Linked DNA regions of Homo sapiens: region 1 is linked to region 2. The links are chromatin loops, found by intact Hi-C in ENCODE. Cell type or tissue: Calu3. All regions are shown on one strand. Links, peaks and the distances in the headings refer to the core of each region. The heading gives the core; the rest is flanking DNA.

What was found. Hi-C counts contacts between places; a loop is a spot of excess contacts. Peaks named below come from ENCODE experiments on the same cell type or tissue, not always from the same donor. Only the 100,000 strongest peaks of a DNase experiment are listed, where the experiment ranks them.
Region 1: it touches region 2 in a loop (6-fold over the local background); 4 of 110 quality-filtered maps call a loop at or near these places.

What each region holds. Positions count from the first base shown.
Region 1 is chr3:130,097,186-130,100,088 of GRCh38, reverse strand. ALG1L2 (ALG1 chitobiosyldiphosphodolichol beta-mannosyltransferase like 2) reads right to left here. Exons shown (of 8, transcript NM_001136152.1): 7 at 2,839-2,903; 8 at 1,699-1,866. The coding sequence ends at 1,834. It also overlaps the pseudogene FAM86HP. Among named protein-coding and RNA genes, the nearest start is that of LINC02014, 4.3 kb to the right of the region's middle. RefSeq lists enhancers at 1-823, 2,487-2,903. In Calu3, for the core only: a CTCF peak has its summit at 1,555 (motif pointing right); a DNase peak (open chromatin) is centred at 1,588.
Region 2 is chr3:129,488,838-129,491,740 of GRCh38, reverse strand. All of the region lies in intron 16 of IFT122 (intraflagellar transport 122), which reads right to left. Among named protein-coding and RNA genes, the nearest start is that of RHO, 38 kb to the left of the region's middle. RefSeq lists silencers at 1,379-1,448, 1,855-2,063 and an enhancer at 1,161-1,455. In Calu3, for the core only: a CTCF peak has its summit at 1,348 (motif pointing left); a DNase peak (open chromatin) is centred at 1,330.

The DNA of each region.
Region 1 (2,903 bases), core at 298-2,797, 610 kb before region 2:
CTGGCTAATGGCTCTTCAGACATCTGTGCTTATGAGAACACCAGCCCCTTCTAAGCGTGTGTGTGTGTGTGTGTGTGTGTGTGTGTGTGTGTGTGTGTGTGTGTGTGTTTTGAGATGGAGTCTCACTCTATCACTCAGGCTGGAGTGCAGTGGCACAATCTCGGCTCACTGCAACCTCCGCATCCTGGGTTCAAGCAATTCTCCCGCCTCAGCCTCCCAAGTAGCTGGGATTACAGGCACCCACCATCGTGCCTGGCTAATTTTTGTATTTTTGTAGAGATGGGGTTTCACCATGTTGGCCAGGCTGGTCTCGAACACCTGACCTCAAGTGATCCACCGGCGTTGGCCTCCCAAAGTGTTGGGATTACAGGCATGAGACACTGTGCCCGGCCACTTTCTAAGCTTTGTGAAGAGTGGGTTGATGGAACAGCCAGGTAGATGTGGGTTCAGATCTCTGCTTCTGTCCTGCTGTGCCACGTGCTGGGGCAGACTCGGGCAGAGAGTGGACAGCTGCATGGTGCCTGCTGCTAGCCATTTCTATGTAAAACCAGATTTCTGGTCCCTTCCTGGAGGCCAATTCTAGGTACTTGGGTGGGCCTGGGAACCTGTGAACCAAGTAAACTGACTTAGACACTCCCCACCCCGCCAGGCCTGTCCTAGCAGCCCCACACAATACGCTCATGTCCTGTCCCCAAACACCGCCATCCTCAAACACGTGCTCTGTTTCCAGGCTGGGCTGGGATCAGATGGGAAGCGGAAGCTCATCATGACCAGAAACTGTTTCCCTATGGAGAGCACTTGGAGATGGCAATGCTGAACCTCACACTGTAGGACTCATACACGACTCCAACGGGATTGTTAGAATCAAATCACTCTCGTGGGAAGAATTTTTATATGGGAAAGCGGATAAAACTTTCATTGGACTGGAATGTTTGGAGAATGTTAAATTCCAAATCAGGAACCACAATCTGCCCTCTAATAAGACATCGGCTATCTAAGCATGTGGGTGCCCCCTTTCTGCCAGCAGTTCTGGTTCTTAAGAAAATCACCATAAATCAGACATGAAAATTCTGGCTCCAAAAATAGCATTTTCTTTGTGCAAATAAAAACGTGTGTATCAAGTATGACGTTCCCCCAACGTGGACACACTCGGTTCCTCACAAAGCCAAGCCCGCTGCAGCTGCCACATCCCTGGACACACTCGGTTCCTCACAAAGCCAAGCTCGCTGCAGCTGCCACATCCCTGGACACATTCGGTTCCTCACAAAGCCAAGCCCGCGGCAGCTGCCACATCCCTGGACACACTCGGTTCCTCACAAAGCCAAGCCCGCTGCAGCTGCCACATCCCTGGGCTTGTGGTGCAGCAGGTGCTTTTCTCAAGACAGGAATCAAAGTGTTAGGAACATGGCAGAAAGGTGACACCTGGAGACCAAATGCAGGATGAGGAGTACTGCAGAGGTCACAGGGAAGTCACAGAACAGTAATACGCTAGCAGGGACATGGGGCGTGAAGAACAGAAGAAGACAGGAAGCATTTCTGAGACTCCAAAGAAGAAATCAGGGCCAACCACAGCTTCCCGGGTCATTCACCAGGTGGCACCACTGCCGTCATTTCAGCTTCTGGCCACTGGGAGGCGCTGCTTGAAAGGGTTTGCCCTGAGACTCCAAGAAGAAGCTGCGGGAAGGACAGCAGGGGCCCTGGGGTTTTAGCCTCTGGCCCAGGAGTTATGTGTCCATAACCAAAGGGAGCACAGTCTGCACCCAGCTCTCATCCCATCAGAGCTGCTGCGACTCCCGCAGGTTCTTCCGGAACTGGTTTAGCTTGCCTTCAGGATCAGGAAAGTTTGAGAAAAGCATCTGCAAAATACTGAAGAGCAGAGCTTACCTCATTGCCTGTCCCCACCCCATCCCAGGTCACCACCTGGATGACCCCAGCTCCCCGACCCAACAACAACCCCTCCCAAGTCCCTAGCTCCCTCACTTGGACTTGAGACCCTTCACACCCCAGCAGCGCTCCGCCTCCATCTTGACATGCTTTCTGGAAACTTCCCCGTATGTCCCACTTTCCCACACTTGGTGCCCTGGAGCACCTTCCGGCCTCTACATGATGTACGTTCCCCTGTGAGCACCCTCCTCTCGGCCTCTGGCCAACACAGTCCCACCCATCTGTGGGTAACAAGGGGGTGTTCTTTTCAGCCTTGCTAAACTGTCTGAATCAAGGATCACAAACTACAGCCTGCAGGCCAAATCCAGCCCACAGCCTGTGTTTGTAAATAAAGCTTTATTGGAACAAAGCCACACCCCTTAATCTACAGATGATCTGTGGCTACTTTCACACCACAACAGAGTACCATGGTTCTGACAGAGACTGGGGGACCCAGTCTAAATGACTTCTGACCTGGACCTTTACTGAAAATCCTCCCAATCATTCTGTTGACAAGAATGATGTATTACTTTTTGCAATAAGAAACAAGTAACCTTTGCAGAATTCCACCCATCTTTCAAGGCTGGTCCCAGAAGTTCCCTTAGCCCACGCACTACCTGATCCTGATCACTTCCTAAACTGCAGCCTGGCCCACCCGGCTCCAGCATCATTTGTGGAGTCTCAGCTCCATAAATCTAGAGGGCAGGTGGGGTTGTGTCCTAACTTTACCGAGCCTACTGTACCGAAATGGGACAGCAGAGTAGGCCAGCCTCTGTGACTTCTGCTCCCTCCCTAGCTTTTCCGCCAGACCCCGCATGGTCCCACCCTGGCTGTGTGAAACAGGGATCAGGGAGCATGGCTCGGTGCCAGTCTCCAGAACCCTGTCCACCCTGGCGTGGTGGCAGACATGGCTACCTGCAGCTGAGCTGCCAGTTCCTCTGAGTCCTCAAAGACCAGGCGGTTTTCTTCATGTTTCACCA
Region 2 (2,903 bases), core at 259-2,758:
ACATCTTGGCAACATGGGTAGAATGCAGGGGACAGCTATGCCTACCCAGTGGTGCCACAGACACAGGGGACCCAGAGCCCCTGGTACCACAGAGGGAGCAGAGGAGGGGAAAGCTGAGAGGGTATAAAGACAGATTCTGGAAGAAGGTGGAGGGGTAGGGAATGAATCCCACCAAGTCTGTGGAAGGCAAACTCTTTATGTAAACCCTAAAATTGCAGCCCTTGCCTTGAACTCACAGTAAAGCCAGAGACTTTAACTCATGGACCTCTAGAAGTTTCTGAGGAACAAGCAGACTGGTGTTAGCTAAGCTAGTTTTGCTGCTTTCAGATTCTGCCCAGGGTTTGGAGGAGCACAAGCCACCAGGTCAGGCTGCTTTCAGGTGGCTTTGCTGTCACCATTTATTGCCCCATTCAAAATGGGCTGACCTGTGCCTAGAGGAGGCAGCAGCTCCAGAGCCCTTTGAACTGAACACGCAGAGCAATCCTGACCACTTGCAGCCTCTGCTCAGCAGCATGGCATCCTCCCTCCTGAAAAGACCTCGGGAGATGAGCAAGTCCCCGGCCTGCCTTGCAGGTGACCACAATGCAACTTTATCTTTTCATCCCACAGGACCAGGCTTCCTGTCAAGAGACTGAGGACCCAGGGAGAAACATGTCTCGGCCCCTGTCCCCCTCCACAATTCAGAGGTCCACATTCTAACAGGGAAAGCTGGTCAATTAAACAGATCATGACACCTCCCAGAGCTAAGAGCTCTCCAACTACGAACCACATGCCTGGAGAACACGGATGAATGGTCTGAGCATGAGCAGGGGTGGGAGGCAGCGTTAAGGGAGGCATCAGAGTCAGAACCTGGCAAACAAGTGTTTGTGAAGAGGAATTCGTAGAAAAGGGCAATGCGGGCATCACATGGGCCAAGGAACACAGGGCTAAGACTACCTGTGTCCCAAGCTGTAGGTCTTACACATCACCCTCTAGATCTGGGTTTCCTTAAAGCGCCTTGAGAGGGCAACCCTGCAAAGCCCAGCACAGTGGCCAAGAGGGAAAGGAGCATTCGAGGTCTGAGTCCTCGCTCTGAGCCTACTTCTCTGCTTCTGGGCTCCAACCATCTTCTTTGTGGAAAGGGGCCTGCTACTGACACCCTCTCAAGGGTCTTTCTAGCTGTAGCTCAGCTGTGCTAGTGTCTAGGATTTGCCCATTAATAAATCTGTTTCCGAGTTCCTTCAACCTGACACATTTTGCAGCGTCAGGGTGCCTGGTCAGAGTCACAAGGCCCCTGAATGAGCTCAGCAGAGGGAAGCCTGGGAATAGGGAGGAACCTGCAGCTCTGCTCAGGGTCTGGCGGGAGCTCAGCAGCTCTTCTCTGCCATCTAGTGGGGATGGCTGTCCATCTCTAGGAACCACTATATCCAAGCTGGTGAGCCTGAGTGCCTGGCACAGAGTAAAGAGGTGGGGTACTCGGGATTTAGATGAAATAGTAACATCCAGCCTATCTTCAATATCATGTGGCTTTTTCAAAACAGCATGTTGTACACAATAGATATATACCACATACACTTACTTTTCAACTATAGTAAATCTGGCTGGGTGTGGTGGTTTATACCTGTAATCCCAGCACTTTGGGAGGCTGAGGCAAGAAGACTGCTTGAGCCCAGGAGTTCAAGACCTGCCTGGGCAACACAGTGAGTCCCCGTCTCAATATTTAAACAAATATATAAAAATATATATATTTATAAAAATATCAGTAAACACTCATATTAAACCTTGTGGCTTTTTACAATCCTTTCTATTCTAGGGATTTGTCGTCTCCCTCCCTGCTGGCATTTCTGGGTGGGGCAGGAGAGGGAAGCTCCCTCCATAGAGATGCCTCCTCCCTCCTCTGAATTCTTTTTTTTTTTTTTTTTTAAGTCAGAGTCTTGCTCTATGGCCCAGGCTGGAGTGCAGTGGCACCATCTCGGCTCACTGCACGCTCCGCCTCCCAGGTTCACGCCATTCTCCTGCCTCAGCCTCCGGAGTAGCTGGGACTACAGGCGCCTGCCACCATGCCCGGCTAATTTTTTGTATTTTTAGTAGAGACGGGGTTTCACCGTGTTAGCCAGGATGGTCTCGATCTCCTGACCTTGTGATCCGCACACCTCGGCCTCCCAAAGTGCTAGGATTTACAGGCGTGAGCCACCGCGCCTGGCCCCTCCTCTGAATTCTTACAGCCTCCTCCATCTCCACTTTCCTACACTGAGGACATCTAAAAATATAATCTAGATCATTGTTACACAACGATCACTTCCCTTGTTTAGTAATGGCTAGCATCTGCACAACCATCCCTGATTTAAATTCCCCTTTACAACATCTCAGTTAAGCCTCATGACTGCAGCGGGCATTCTCACCACCCCCATTTCAGAACTGGGAGGACTGGGGCTCCAAGGAAAGTGGCTGGCCTGAGGTCCCAGAGCCCCTTATGTGACACAGCTCGTTCTCAGCCAGGCTTCTTAGTCCTGGTCTGGTCCAGTCTCCTCTCTTCATGCCTACAAGTCTTGATCTAACCCAAGGCGGGCATCACGTCCCTCTTTGCCACTCCTTCAATGTCAGCCCGGGAATATGGACAAAATGAGCAGCTCATTAATTGACTGTGGGGAGATAAAGAGGGAAGGGGTAGGGGAGTGGAGGTTGGAAGCCATTCCTTCCTCCATCTGAGGTTCTAGATGGAAACACAGCTCAGGAACATACCTGGGCTTTTCCTTATGTGCAGAGAGGGGTCAGATGTTTTCAGCCATCTCTCTAGCTTTCATAGACTAGGCCAGGAAAGGACACAACGAATCAAGTCCATGAATCCCGCCATGAAGGTACGTGGGAAGTGCCCACATTGCTGTCAGAATCAGAGACCTTGACCATCTCTCCCACCTTAGTTG